Linked DNA regions of Homo sapiens: region 2 is linked to region 1. Evidence: read pairs that join two places in POLR2A ChIA-PET (ENCODE). Cell type or tissue: Panc1. All regions are shown on one strand. Each heading gives the region's core, and the rest is flanking DNA. Links, peaks and the distances in the headings are about the cores only.

Evidence for each region. Peaks named below come from ENCODE experiments on the same cell type or tissue, not always from the same donor. Only the 100,000 strongest peaks of a DNase experiment are listed, where the experiment ranks them.
Region 2: POLR2A ChIA-PET joins it to region 1 with 8 read pairs; 9 of 35 experiments call an interaction of 5 or more read pairs at or near these places.

Annotation. Positions count from the first base shown.
Region 1 is chr2:9,623,039-9,629,438 of GRCh38, reverse strand. The region is part of intron 2 of YWHAQ (tyrosine 3-monooxygenase/tryptophan 5-monooxygenase activation protein theta); the gene reads left to right. Among named protein-coding and RNA genes, the nearest start is that of YWHAQ, 4.8 kb to the left of the region's middle. In Panc1, for the core only: no CTCF peak of the experiment used is centred there; no DNase peak of the experiment used is centred there; H3K4me3 peaks cover 1,722 bases; H3K27ac peaks cover 2,532 bases.
Region 2 is chr2:9,814,759-9,822,912 of GRCh38, reverse strand. No RefSeq gene overlaps it. Among named protein-coding and RNA genes, the nearest start is that of TAF1B, 25 kb to the left of the region's middle. RefSeq lists enhancers at 1,718-2,621, 1,947-3,146. In Panc1, for the core only: no CTCF peak of the experiment used is centred there; no DNase peak of the experiment used is centred there.

The DNA.
Region 1 (6,400 bases), core at 1,401-6,400:
AAGGACGATTGTTGGGTGGAGTAGGTGGCTGCTGTGATTCACCCTTATTAGTGAGAGAGAACATTTTTAGCTTTGTCATTCCATGGATCTTTTGATCCGTAGGATAAGTTTTTAAAACTGAAATACCAGCATTATATCCAGGAGTGTTTTTAAATGTTTCAGTGCTGCCAAGAGTCATTTCTATGAATAAAATGGGAAATAATCTCATATGGTTTGCCTTTTAAGTGTCACTTTTACAAGAGGCCTACTTATTTTTGATGTGTTTGTGCACATCATATTTTAGGTGGGCTTTGATAGACAAGCATACTAGACTGGGGATTTTTCAAAAGGGAATGGAAGAAATAATTTCTCCCTGGCCTCCTCCCCCACCCCCACCCCCCAAGCCGCCTTTCTTCATCTCATCAGAATGGTGGGGCAGGGAATATGTTCCCCACCCCTTGTTTAAAAAAAAAAAATCCACGAAACTTTTTTAACCTATCTATTTTTCTAATACGATGACAGGCGATCCGGACAAAATCATGGCTGATGGAAATAACTGGTAAAGAGGCAAAGAAAGTAATGCAGACAGTGTGTACTAAAGTGGAGAAAACTTAAGATTATTTACTTTATGAAGTCAAAACTTCGTTGTATTCTTCCGTGTGCTCTTAGCTTCCAGTCCCTGCTTGGCATTGAAGAAGCACTTGTAAAAGCTTTTTGGACTGAATTGCTCGTATTAAAAAATTTTGCCAACTTGAAAGTAGTGGTAGACTTCAACTTGAGTAACATATGGTAATGGCTGTTAACAGCATTATCTGTTACCAAGGGAAGACTCATAAGAATTCCATATGTTAAGGTTTTCTATGTATGTATTTTGGATACTCTTACAGCATATTTCATTTCTGTTCAGTTTATTGCTTTTCAATTAGTTACCTTGAAGCAATTCAGAATCACCGCGTGATTTTTCTTGTTCTCGAGCAAGGTGACTCTGAGCCAAAGGAATATTCGTTTTATTTTGTGGCTCTTATAAATTCTGCTTTTTATGATGGCGTAAGTCGGGGAAGAGTTTTGCTTAGTTGATACGTAGCTTGAGAGAGAGACCAGGTGTTATTAGAATAGAACTTTCATACAGACCATTTCAATGGGGACAACCCCTGAATTTAGGACAGTCTCTTTTATATACTGAGAAGACATAGAATAGTTTAGTTTGATGAATCCGAGACACCAAGGCATAAATGAAATATTCATAAAATGGCTTAAGAGGCTAACTGGGGCTTGGTGGCCAACCTATAAAAAATATCTTGGGAAAGCACTTCTTCAAGTTGGCAACTGTATTGAGAGCTTTCTGTGTGCCAGGCACTGTGCTCTGAGCAATATGGGGAGGAACAAAACAGAACCGTGGATTTTGCCCTCTGATGATTTATAATTTAGAGAGCATGTGAGAGATACACAAACATAAATACCACAATATTCCCATCAGATGGTTAATGAACACAATGCTATGTAGTCTGAAGGAAATAGAAACCTTTGAAAAGGCTTCACAAAGATACCGTTTTTTTGGGGTGAACGTTGAGGGAAGAGGCTGGCGGAGGTGTCAGTATTAAAGGAATATCCGGGGTAGGGCTTGTTCGGGGAACAGTGTGTCGGTGTGGCTGGAGCAGAGTTCATGTGCAGAGTTGCTGCAGGAGACAAGCCTGGAAAGGAAGGCAGCCATCATCATTTATAGAAGATTGGAGTAAGGGGGGTTTCTTCATTTGGTTCATGGGAAACTGGTTTTTTTAAAGTTTTATTTATTTATTGTAGAGATGGGATCTTGTTACACCCAGGCTGGTCTTGAACTTCTGGCCTCAAGCAGTCCTCATGACTTGGCCTCCCAGAGTCCTGGGATTACAGATGTCAGCACCACTGTACATGTAGCAGCATCTAGAATTCGTGGTTTGAGGGCTGACTAACCAGTCTGTGATCTGAACTGACAGATAAGGAAGTTATAAGACAAGTGATAATTGATGAGTTAGTAATTTAATAAGGAGTCTAGGAAAGTAGAGTAACACCTAAAGTTTTTGAACATGCGTGCTAACATAGGGTTTTCTTTTTTTCCTTTGGTGAACAGGAAGAAAGATTTGGTGTGGAGGAGGTGAGACTAACTTGGTAATTATAGAAGACTAGTTAAAGTAACATGAAGGATAGCTAAATTTTTGGTAGAAAAGAGCAGATATTCTCAGCCTCCTCCCTTTCATAGAGTAGGTTGGGGCAGAATTACTTAAACCATGTATTCAAAATAACTGTGTGAACAACTCTCAACCCTTTTGATAATCACGGTATTGAAAGAGGTTACTGAACCGTGGAAGCACAAAAAAATGTTAAAATCCAAGAGTAAAGAACTATAAGTGAACCAAACTCTCTAAGATGAGGGGAGTTAAGATTTCATCCAGTTAGAGCTGTCTCTCAGTGTCATTGTAAAACCGAAGACTTTGGGCTTAACTTTCTAAGTCTCTTCGAGTTCTCATGGTTTGGGGCTGTAGAGTAATGCAGGTCCTAGCCATTCTGCTCTGCTCTGACATCCTTCCACCTCTTAAATGAGTAGTTTTTAAAGTCCAGATTGAAGAATACATGACAGGTTGAAAACTGGTGACTTTAGGGAAATGGCTTCAGAAAGAAGTGAGGCAGAAGTCATTGGTGATCTTACTGAGTGTTGGCAAGAGCAAAATTTAGACACAAAAAAACTGGGCTTTGGCTGGATGTGGTGGCTCATGCCTGTAATCCCAGCACATTGGGAGGCCAAGGCTGGTGGATCACCTGAGGTCAGGAGTTGGAGACTAGCCTGGCCAACATGGTGAAACCCCGTCTCTACTAAAAATACAAAAAAATTAGCCAGGCGTGGTGGCACATGCCTGTAGTTCCAGCTACTCGGGAGGCCGAGGCAGGAGAATCACCTGAATCTGGGAGGCGAAGGTTGCAGTGAGCCGAGATGTGCCACTGCACTCCAGCCTGGGCCACAGAGCGAGACTCTGAAAACAAAAACAAAACCCTGGGCTTAAATATTACAGGTAAGATGTTTAGGAGTCATTAAGAAGAACTTGGATGTGAGGGAAGGGCAAATGGAAAAAGTTAGAGGGGTTCACAAAGCTCTTCTGGGACTTGGGAACAAAATCTGTCATTTACAAAGTCAGTGACCTTGGAATAAGAACCAGGCAGTTTGAGTGTATACAAGATAATTTCTATCTTAGACATCATATTATCCTCTCCTGTACATCAGTTCTAGTAGAATTTCAGTAAATTACTTCAGCATAATGCATAAACAATTTCAGAAACTAAAGTGCATATCGCAATTTTTAAAAATGAGAGTTAAAATAGTATGTAGGGAATCTCTGGAAGTTGTCTGTCTTAGTGTAAAAGCTTTGTAACCTTAATTGAGTAGTATGCTTGAATTTAGTTGTGTTTAAATTTAATCTCAATAAAAAATGTCTTACGCTGCTCATTATTTTTTAGTAAGACTGATATGTTTTTCTTCATAGTTAATGAATCTGAATGTGATTTTATTGACACAGTGGAAAAAGTATGGGCTCTGAATCAATTTTTGAATCGTTGCTCCATTACCTTTTATTTTCGTGGACTCTGGCAAATTTCTTAATCCCTCAGACTCTCTCTCTTCTGTAAATTGATGATGGTGCCTGCCTTTATGGGCTTGTAGTTAGAATAATGGCTCATAATTAACATTTACCAGGTATTCACTGCACACTAAACACTATTTTAAGCACTTTATACTCACTTTGCTCCCCTAAGGTAGGTTGATAGTATCTCTGTTTCAGAGTTGAGGAAAATGAGGCATAAAGAAGTTAGTAATGTGGTCAAGATTACAAAGCTAGTAAGTGTTAAGAGCAAGGATTTTAACCCAAGTGGTGTAACTGCTTATGACATGAAACACAGTAGGCCCTAAGTACATGGCAGCTCACTTAAGACCATGGTGTGAATTTCTGTTTTGAGGAATTTGTGCATTTTAATAAATATAAGACATTAATGCTTCTAACGAGGAAGGTAGACCTGTGATGGGCAAAACTCCTAGTCTGTAATATTGAAGACTTTCTTATACACACAATAGTGTAATAAGATTTAAAAACTCATTGACGTTGTGGGTTTTGCCCTTAGATTGTAGGCTGCTTAAAGGCAAGAGTTTTGGGGGGTTTGGGTTTTTTTTTTTTTTGTGATGGAGTCTTGCTCTGCCACCCAGGCTGGGGTACAGTGGCGCCATCTCAGCTCACTGCAACCTCTGTCTCCCGGGTTTAAGCAATTCTCCTGCCTCAGCCTCCCGAGTAGCTGGGATTACAGGCATGCACCACCATGCCTGGCTAATTTTTTGTATTTTTGGTAGAGATGTGCCCCAGCCAAGGTTTTTGTTGTTGTTTTTTAAAGAATGAAATGGGCTGGGCATGGTGGCTCACGCCTGTAATCCTGGCACTTTGGGAGGCCGAGGCAGGTGGATCACCTGAGGTCAGGAGTTCGAGACCAGCCTAGGCAACATGATAAAACCCCATCTCTACTAAAAATACAAAAAATTAGCCTGGCGTAGTGGCGGGCACCTGTAATCCCAGTTACTTGGGAGGCTGAGGCAAATTGCTACAATCGGGGAGACAGAGGTTGCAGTGAGGCGAGATTGTGCCATTGCACTCCAGCCTAGGCGACAGAGCGAAACTCTTGTCTCAAAAAAAAAAAAGAGTGAAATAGAATATTGTAAGTTTAAGGTTAGGTTCGTGTCACTCAACCAGGTGATTTTACCCACTCCCCACTGCCCCCAGCGGAATTTTGGCAACATCTGGAGACCTTTTGGGTTAAGACTTGAGGAAGGAAGGTGCTGCTCACGTCTAGTGGGTAGAGAGGCCTGAATGCTACTAAACATCATGCGGTGCACAGGACACTCCCCAACGAAGACCCCAGCCCCCCCCATGCCAATAATGCCAAGGTTGAGATGCCTTGGATTAGTCCATAAATAAAATGAGCTGTATTAAGTTGTATTGGATTGTGTCATGCTGTCCTTTGGCTTCTTCCTAACGTGTTGATATCTTACCTGAACCTCTTGTCTAGCTAGACTTGTCATTTTTCCCCTTGTCATTATTGTGTGTATGCTGTTCAAACTCTACAGTTCACCTTACTGAAACTTATTCAGTGGGTCCTATTTTTTGTTTGGTTTGATTTGATTTGTTTTTATTTTTGAGACAGAGTCTGGCTCTGTGGCCTAGGCTGGAGTGCAGTTGCGCCATCTGGGCTCACTGCAACCTCCACCTCCCGGGCTCGAGCCATCCTCCCACCTCAGCATCCGGAGTAGCTGGGACTACAGGCACTTGCCACTATGCCTGGCTAATTTTTGTATTTTTTGTAGAGATGAAGTTTTGCCATGTTGCCCAGGCTGGTCTTGAACTCCTGAGCTCAAGCAATCCACCCAGAGTGCTGAGATTACAGGCGTGAACCACTGTGTCTGGCCGGGTCCTATATTTTCAAAGTGCCACTTCTTCATAGTTGTCTCCAAAGCCCTGAGCTCTTTTAAAGACTTCGCACAGACTGCAATTATATTGAAATCTATTAGATGCAGTGAAAATTGATGAACGGCAAATCTCCTCCCCTCCTTCATAGTAGCTTGGCATATGTGGTTCAGACTTTTTAAATTTAATTTTATTTATTTATTTATTTATTTTGTTGAGACAGAGTTTTGCTCTTGTTGCCCAGGCTAGAGTGCAGTGGCGCAATCTTGGTTCACCTCAACCTCTGCCTCCGGGTTCAAGCAATTCTCCTGTGTCAGCCTCACAAGTAGTTGGGATTACAGGCATGCACCACCACACCCGGCTAATTTTGTATTTTTAGTAGAGACGAGGTTTCTCCGTGTTGGTCAGGTTGGTCTCAAACTCCCGACCTCAGGTGATCCTCCCGCCTCGGCTTCCCAAAGTGCTGGGATTATAGGCGTGAGCCACTGCACCCGGCCGTGGTTCAGACTTTTAATGCAGTGGTGAACACTGTCAACAATTTTTCTCCAAACAACCCCTGGGAAGAAGATCGTTGTTGCATGCTTTATGCTAGGATTTACTTAAGTTCTCGAAGTGGAATTTCCAAATCAAAAGATGTGCGGTTTTTTCCAGATAGCCTTCTGAAAAGGTATGTGTATACACTGTCATCAGCAGTGGTTGAGAAGGTCATTCATTTCCCCTAACCCTTTCCAGCACAAGCAAGTTTTTAAGGCTAACAAAAATCTGGTGACCAGAAGGTTTAACGTCTTATCTCCTTGTTCAGTATTGGATGTATGAGGACCACCTCCCTTCTCACAAAGGACTGCTTAAGAAAACTAGTATTTTTAAGTCTCATGTAGTTTCATTTAGAACATGATACCATAGCATGGGATTAGTTCAGTCAAGGTGTTGCTTTGGCAGTTGGGAAATCT
Region 2 (8,154 bases), core at 1,609-6,608, 190 kb before region 1:
GACAGATCACTTGAGGTCAGGAGTTCAAGACCAGCCTGGCCAACGTGGTGAAACCCTGTCTCTACTAAAAGTACAAAAATTAGCCTGGTGTGGTGGCGTGTGCCTGTAATCCCAGCTACTCGAGAGACTGAGACAGGAGAATCGCTTGAACCCGGGAAGCAGAGGTTGCAATGAGCCAAGATCGCGCCATTGCATTCCATCCAGCCTGGGCAACAGAGCCCAGAGACTCCATCTCAAAAAAACAAAAACAAAAACAAAAACGAGACTATTTTGGGGGGATAAGCATTTGTGAGTTCAGAATGAACCACGTCCACATTGCAGTCTCCACATATCAGAATTTTCATACAAAGGGCACCATGTGGAAGAGAGAGAATGGAGTGTTGCCACCACAGGGCCATGTGTCTCGGGGTAAGTTCTTTCTTCTCTCTCTGGGTCTCAGTTTTTCCTCAAGAATATGAGTGATTGAACCAGCCGCCTTCCAGCTCCGAAGTTCTTAGATGTTAGCCTCCACATCAGTCCTGTTTAACAAGGGCGAAGGCAACAGATGCAGACGGGCTCCTCTGGGGTCCCATTCTGGCATTTCTGGCAGGCAGGAGAGAAAGGAACCTGACAGCCTGGAATCTTCCATGCCCTGACTCACGCCAGCTCAGCTTCACAGTGCCCGGCCTGTGCCCTGCCCTGGGCCCTTTCTACACGGACGGCTGGCACAGCAGCCAGGCCCTCATGAGCTGGTGCTGTCACGTCACAGCCCCAAGGCCTCTGCCTTGTCCCCAAGCACAGGTGACCCAGGAACAGGACTCTTTGAAGGAGTTGAGGTGGGGGCTCAGTACAGACATGGGCTGCCTTGGCCTAGGATTGACTTCTCAAATTAAAGTCAGACAGATGGGCTGCTGGTGAGGGCCTTGTGCGGCCTCCTAACACAGCAGGGGGCATCGCAGGGCAAGGGTGCTCTCCAGGTAAACAACCCACTCCTGGGATAATCCATTAATCCATTCACCCACTCAGCAGGGTGGATCCCTCACCCAATCACCTCTTAAAGGCCCCACCTCTTAATATGGAAACATTGGGGATTAAGTTTCAACATGAGTTTCGGAAGGGACAAACATACAAATCACAGCCACCTGGGTCTGTACTTAGGACCAGATCACCGGTAATAGTAATCACAGCAAAGTCATCCCTCACTGTCCATGGGGGATTGGTCCCAGGACCTTCTGTGGATACCAAAATCCATGGATGCTCAAGTCACCAATAGGAAATGGTGTAGTATTTGCATATAACCTACTCATGTCTTCTGTATACTTTAAATTATCTCAAGATGACTTATAATACCTAGTACAATGTAAGTGCTATGTAAATTGTTGTTATACTGTATTCATGTCTTTTTGGGTTTTTGTTTGTTTGTTCGTTTTGAGATAGAGCCTCATTCTGTCACCCAGGCAGGATTGCAGTGGCTTGATCTCGGCTCACTGCAAGCTCTGCCTCCTGGGTTCAAGAGATTCTTGGGCCTCACCCCAAACAGCTGGGATTATAGGCACATGCCCCCACTTCTGGCTAATTTTTTGTATTTTAAATAGAGACCGGGTTTGGCCATGTTGGCTAGGCTGGTCTCGTGCGATCCTCCTGGCCTCAAGTGATCCGCCCACCTCAGCCTCCCAGACAGCTGTGAGTACAGGCATGAGCCACTGCGACCAGCCATTTATATATATTTTTAATTGTTAAATTGTGTGGTGGCTCACACCTGTAATCCCAGCCCTTTGGGAGGCCAAGGTGGGTGGATTACCTGAGGTCAGGAGTTTGAGACCAGCATGGCCAACATGGTGAACCCCCGTCTCTACTAAAAATACAAAAAATTAGCCGGGCATGGTGGTGGGCACCCGTAATCCCAGCTACTCGGGAGGCTGAGGCAGGAGAATCCCTTGAACCTGGGAGGCAGACGTTGCAGTGAGCCGAGATCACACCACTGCACTCCAGCCTAGGCAACAAGAGAGAAATTCCATCTCAAAAAAAAAAAAAAAAAAAGAAAAATTAATAAATTGTTATTTTTTTATTTTTAAACATCTTTTTCAAATGTTTTCCATCTGCAGTTCATTGAATCCATGGATAAGGAAGGCCGACTGCCCTGGGTCCCGGCCTGCGCGCAGCGTTTCCCAAGGTGCTTCCACACACATGGTCTCCTTATAGAGTGGCCTCCCTCACCCCGAGGGGACAGTGAGGGAGACGGAGGCTCAGAGAGGCTTCCAGATTCCGCCTTAGACACAGTCATCGGGCGGGTTGGCAGCAACTGGCTTGCCGCTCCCTGAAATGCCATGAGCCGTATGTACTGTGCGCCTCCAAGGTGGCTGGCATCGTGCTTAACGCTATCTGCAGAGTCGTTCTGTCTTTACGGCACCTCCGTGGGGCATGGGTTGTTTTACTAAGGAGAAAAGCAGGAGACCGAGAAGTTGTGTAACTCGCCCACGTTCATGAAGCCACTGGGATCTGGAATCATCAATCGGATCCTTCTAAGTCCAGAGTCTGAGCTCTTACCCCTTCCCCTGCACCTGCTCCCCGCCCCCACTCCCGCCCCCACCCCCAGCTTCCTGAAGGAGCAGGGCGGTCTCTCCCAAAGCCAGCATTCCGATTCTGTGACTTCATCTGTGATTTCATCCTGGGAGTCGGTAGCAGCCCTCTTAGGTTTGCTCTCATGACCTCACCCTTTCTCTCCTAACCACTTGGCACCAACCAGCTTTCCTCCGCGTGACCTTGGGCAAGTCCTTTAACCTGGCTGGGTTGGTTCCTGGTGTATGAAGAGAGAAGAGAGGCCCACGGTGACTGCCGACACCTGGCAGGCTGATATCCAGGGCTCCTGTGTGGGCTTGTGGGTCTCCCTGGGACCAAACCCTGTGTGAAGAGCAGGCTCCAGGTTGGCTCCGTGTCAAGCAGGAGCTTGAGAACCCACAGGCCCGTGTTCTAGAAGCATATACAACCCCAGATCCGCACATACCAGCAGAGCATTAATGTCTCCCCACCACAAATGCCAAACGCTAGAGCTGAGAACGCTGGAGGGACCCTGGGATCTTTAGTGGGCCCAGCGTTGCTGCTGAGGAGGCCTGGGGACCCATGGCCGCACCGAGGTATGGTCAGGCCTGGTTCTGACATCACTCAGTTCCCCAGCTCTGTGCCCCAGCCACCCAACGGATGACACCTTGCCGAGTGTGGCGGCTCCCGGGGTTGCTCCTGTGGAACAGGGACTCCGAGCAGAAAATTCTCTGAAGGCAGGAACCACCTAGGGGTCTTGGGTCCTGAAAGGCGAACATCCTCTTTCGCCACCTCCAGGAAGCCCTTTTCAATATTTCTCACACTTGGGAGGCTAAGGCAGGAGGATAGCTTGAGCCCAGGAGGACTGAGGCTACAGTGAGCTATAATGACGCCACTGCACTCCAGCCTGGGTGCCAGAGCGAGACCTTGTCTCTTTAAAAAAAAAAACTGGGCCGGGCGCGGTGGCTCACGCCTGTAATCCCAGCACTTTCGGAGGCCGAGGCGGGTGGATCATGAGGTCAGGAGATCGAGACCATCCTGGCTAACAAGGTGAAACCCCGTCTCTACTAAAAATACAAAAAATTAGCCGGGCGCGGTGGCGGGCGCCTGTAGTCCCAGCTACTCGGGAGGCTGAGGCAGGAGAATGGCGTGAACCCGGGAAGCGGAGCTTGCAGTGAGCCGAGATTGCGCCACTGCAGTCCGCAGTCTGGCCTGGGCGACAGAGCGAGACTCCGTCTCAAAAAAAAAAAAAACAAAAAAAAAACAAAACAAAACAAAAAAAAAAACAAAAAAAAAAACTGGGGAGGGGAGGCGGGCGGGACATGTAATTTGGACATAGAAACACACAGGAAAATGCCATGTGAAGATAAACACAGATGTGGGGGATGCTTTCTGTTTTCCCCTATGGTTGATGTTTATTCAATTTATTTGTTTTGGTTTTTCTCTGTTTTAGGGATCACCCCTCCCCATACAATCTGACTGAATTTTACTTACTGAATAAGTAACACATTAACAATGTTACAAAAGTTTGTTGAAACGATGCAAAAAAGGTATACTCAGGGAAATATCCTTCTGTCCCCTTTCCCTTCTATTCCATTCCCTCCCACCTCTGTAGGTAATTAATTTCATTAGTTTCTAGTTTATCTTTCTTGTGTTTCTTTTTGCAAAAATAAACAGATTTGTATATTTTTAAAAATTTCTCTTTCTTACACAAAAAGTAACATACCACATGTGGATTTTATTTTTTCTACCTGCTAACATATTCTGAAAATAATTCCATAACAATTTATAGAGCCCTTCCTCATTCCTTTTTCAGCCGCCTTCTTAATTCACTAGGTTGCTTTAGGGGAATGGAGGCAGAAATCCAGGCGAGTTTGCCACCTTTGTAACAACAAAACCCTAATGTTCTTCTTTTCCTAATCATTGCTATTGAAATATTAAGCACCATTTATTTCCCTCCCTCCCTCCTTCCCTTCCTTCCTTCTCTTTTTTTTTCTAGCTTAAACACACATAGTAGATAGAAGTCTACTGCTTGCCAGGTCTTGGTCAAGGTGGCTGTTCCTGGGCGTGGGTAGCTTTCCTCCACTGAGTGACTCAAGGATTGAGGTTCCTCCCAGCCTCTTGCTCCACCATCCCCTATGGTCTCATCATCATCTGCAAGCAGCTGGGAGAAAAGGGTTTGTGAAGGAAGCACACTCACACCTTACTTTTCAACTAAAAAAGTCAAAGTGCACAAATCACGTACAAAAAGTGCACAAGTCATAAGTATATATCTTGTTGAACTTTAACAAAGTGAATACATCATGTAAATCACTACCCATGTTAAGAAACAGGACATTATAATATTATCATCATCCAGTCCTTACCTCCCAAAAGTAGCCAGTCTCCTGACTACCATGCATTAGTTTTGTTTGCTTTTGAACTTTATATAAATGTAGTCACAGTTTATACACACTCGGGTCTGGTTTCTTGGACTCGAGACTCATGTCATTGTGTGTAGTGGTATTAATAGTTTGCTTCCCCTTCATTGTCATATAGCACTCCATTTTATAAACATATATTCATCCATTCTCTTGTTGATGGACATATGGAAAGAGCAATGGCTGCTGAGTACTGTACTTGTTTCTTGGTACATCTGCATGCATTTCTGTTGGCTGTAAACCTAGAAGTGGACTTGCTGGCTCATAGGGTGTGCAGATATTCAATTTAGTAGACAGAGTTTTGATGTTGTTGCCCAGGCTGGAGTGCAATGGCACAATCTCGGCTCACTGCAACCTCCGCCTCCCGGGTTCAAGCGATTCTCCTGTCTCAGCCTCCTGAGTAGCTGGGATTACATGCGCCTGCCACTATGCCCAGCTATTTTTTTTGTTTTTTTAGTAGAGATGGGGTTTCACCATGTTGGCCAGGCTGGTCTCGAACTCCTGACCTCAGGTGAACCGCCTACCTCGGCCTCCCAAAGTGCTGCAATTACAGGCGTGAGCTACTCTGCCTGGCCATCTTTTTCTTCTTTTTTTTAAACTCTGGCCAGAGGAATTATAGAAGGTTCTTGAGAAGCTGGCTTTAAAAAGACCATACATAGGCCAGGCACAGTGGCTCATGCTTATAATCCCAGCACTTCGGGAGGCCGAGGCAAGAGAATGACTTCAGATCAGGAGTTCAAGATCAGCCTGAGCAACCTAGTAAGATCACCAGCTACACAAAAAATTTAAAAATTAGCCAGGCACGACGATGTTTGCCTGTAGTCCTAACTACTTGGGAGGCTGAGGTGGGAGGATTGCTTGAGCCCAGGAGGTACAGTGAGTTGTGATCGCGCCACTGCACTACAGCCTGGGCAACAGAGTAAGACCCCGTCTCAAAAATAAAAATAAAAGCCTATAAACAATGATCAGGACCAGGACTGTACTGGGGGAGAAAAGGAAAAGAAATGTCGGGGAGAGGGAGTCCACGGGCAAGATCTGCAGGCCGCAAAGTGACTGGTGGATTTTAGGAATAGTCCAGACTAGTGTGTAGGACTATAGGCCCCTGTGGATTGGACATGGGCAAGCTGTCCTTAAGAAACATCTGGCCAGGCATGGTGGCTCAGGCCTGTAATCCCAGCACTTTGGGAGGCCGAGGTGGGCAGATCACTTGAGGTCAGGAGTTCGAGACCAGCCTGGCCAACATAATGAAACCCCATCTCTACTAAAAATACAAAAAAAAAAAAAAAATTAGCCAGGCATGGCAGCTGGCGCCTGTAATCCCAACTACTTGAGAGGCTGAGGCAGGAGAATTGCTTGAACCCAGGAGGTGGAGGTTGCAGTGAGTTGAGTAGCAGAGCAAGACTCTGTCTCTCTGTCTCTCTCTCTCTCTGTCACACACACACACACACACACACACACACACACACACACGCACACACAGAGAAACATCCCAGTGTGGTTAAACCTCTGGGCCTCTTCCTGCCTCTGATTTTCATCAATGAGAATGGGAGAATATTAACTTCTCTCACAGGATACAGAGTATGTTAAGGAGTCGTAATTCATCAATGTTGTATTGGTTTTTCTCTTTCTTTCTTTCTTTCTTTTTTTTTTTATCCTTTGTTGGTGCTTTGCTGTCTGTGTGGAGGACACAGAGAGTCATAAACCACGATCTCCTCTCTTCCAGAGTTCCTTCTTGGCGTTAGAGTCATCGGCCGGCTGTGTTGTAGCCAATGTGCTGAGCTTTGCGGCTCCTGGAGCTAGCTCCCTTCCTCTCCGCTGCCTCCATGCGTGGAGGTCACTTGCTGGAACGCAGATGTGTGCAATGCCCAGAGATCCAAGTAAAATATCTCAACCGGTTCTTGTGGTTGTGGAAACACCTTTGGCTCCCAGATGGTTGACACTGACAAACAGAAGTCCCTGCTCCGTCTGACATCACGTGGCTCAGCTGCCTTCTCAAAAAGTGAGCTTCCTGTGTGGATAAGGCAGCCCCATAGCCAGCCTGGCAACAGACAGCTTCATGAGAAGGGAAAAGATGAAGACGGATTCCCGGGCGAGGCCGACAGTGAGGCCGACAGTGGATCCGCCATTCCTGCCTGAGCCTCTTCCACAGCTGTCCTTTTTAGAGGTCACCAGACCTTCCTCACACAGACCTCATGGTGCCCGCACCTGGACTCATTAGAAGGTTCTGTTGCCTTAGCTTAGTAAATTTTCATGGAGAGCTTTAAGTTTTTCTTTTTGCATGTTATCCTCATGGTTGTACTCTCCAGGGGGCTTGTTCCTTCGGTAATTATCTTTAATGACGGTATTTCCATATTGACGCGAGGTGGGTGGGGTGTTGAAGAGAGAGGGAGACTCGAGACGGTGCATTGACTCTGGATTACATTAGAGGGGTTAGATGGATGAGTGTTAGTTACATCCCAATCAGAACATTTGCACCACTAGGTTTCACCAAATGCCAATCATACTGGACTGAGCTCCTCTGCTCCTCTCCCTGAAACATTAACAAAAAGTCATTAACAAAAAGCCTTCCTGTTCTGAAGGCAAATATCTATCTATCTATCTCATCAGTCTTAGGGCTGGAAGAGATGCAGCTCTGGGCTGGCTCTGATGCGGACTTGTCACAAAGGCTTGGGTAAGTGACTTCATCTTGCTAGGGAGAAATGGTCCCTTGTCCCACGTTCAAATGGTCGCCACCTTCCAGCTATAGTAGGATCTAGGGTGGGGGCAGAGCTGAAGGCTAACCCTGGGCCAATGGGTCAACATGATGTCATGTGCATTAAGCAGGAGATTGTCCTTGGGGACCTGAGAAGACGCCTAGGGTCAAAGGAAGCTGATTTTTCTGGTTATTAGAATGGTCCCATTTCTCTGATTTCAGGGACTTCAGAAGACTTCTAGATTTGGTCTCCCCAAAGCCTGAAATGTCACTAGGGGTCACCCCCTTGACTAAGAGTTTGCTTGCTGAGGGCTCCTGTTAAAATGCTCAGCGTCACCAAGCAGGGCTGTTTGCATGCACAACGCCTGCTCATAGACGCACATTCACCTGCAAGCTTCCCTGGCTGTCTCTTAGCAGAGCCTGGACGGAATGGGATTAGGGAGGCCAATTCTGAAAGACTGAGCCTGAGGCCGGGGGACAGGACATTGGGAGGACATGTCCTTGTATGGCCTGCTAGGGAGGGTG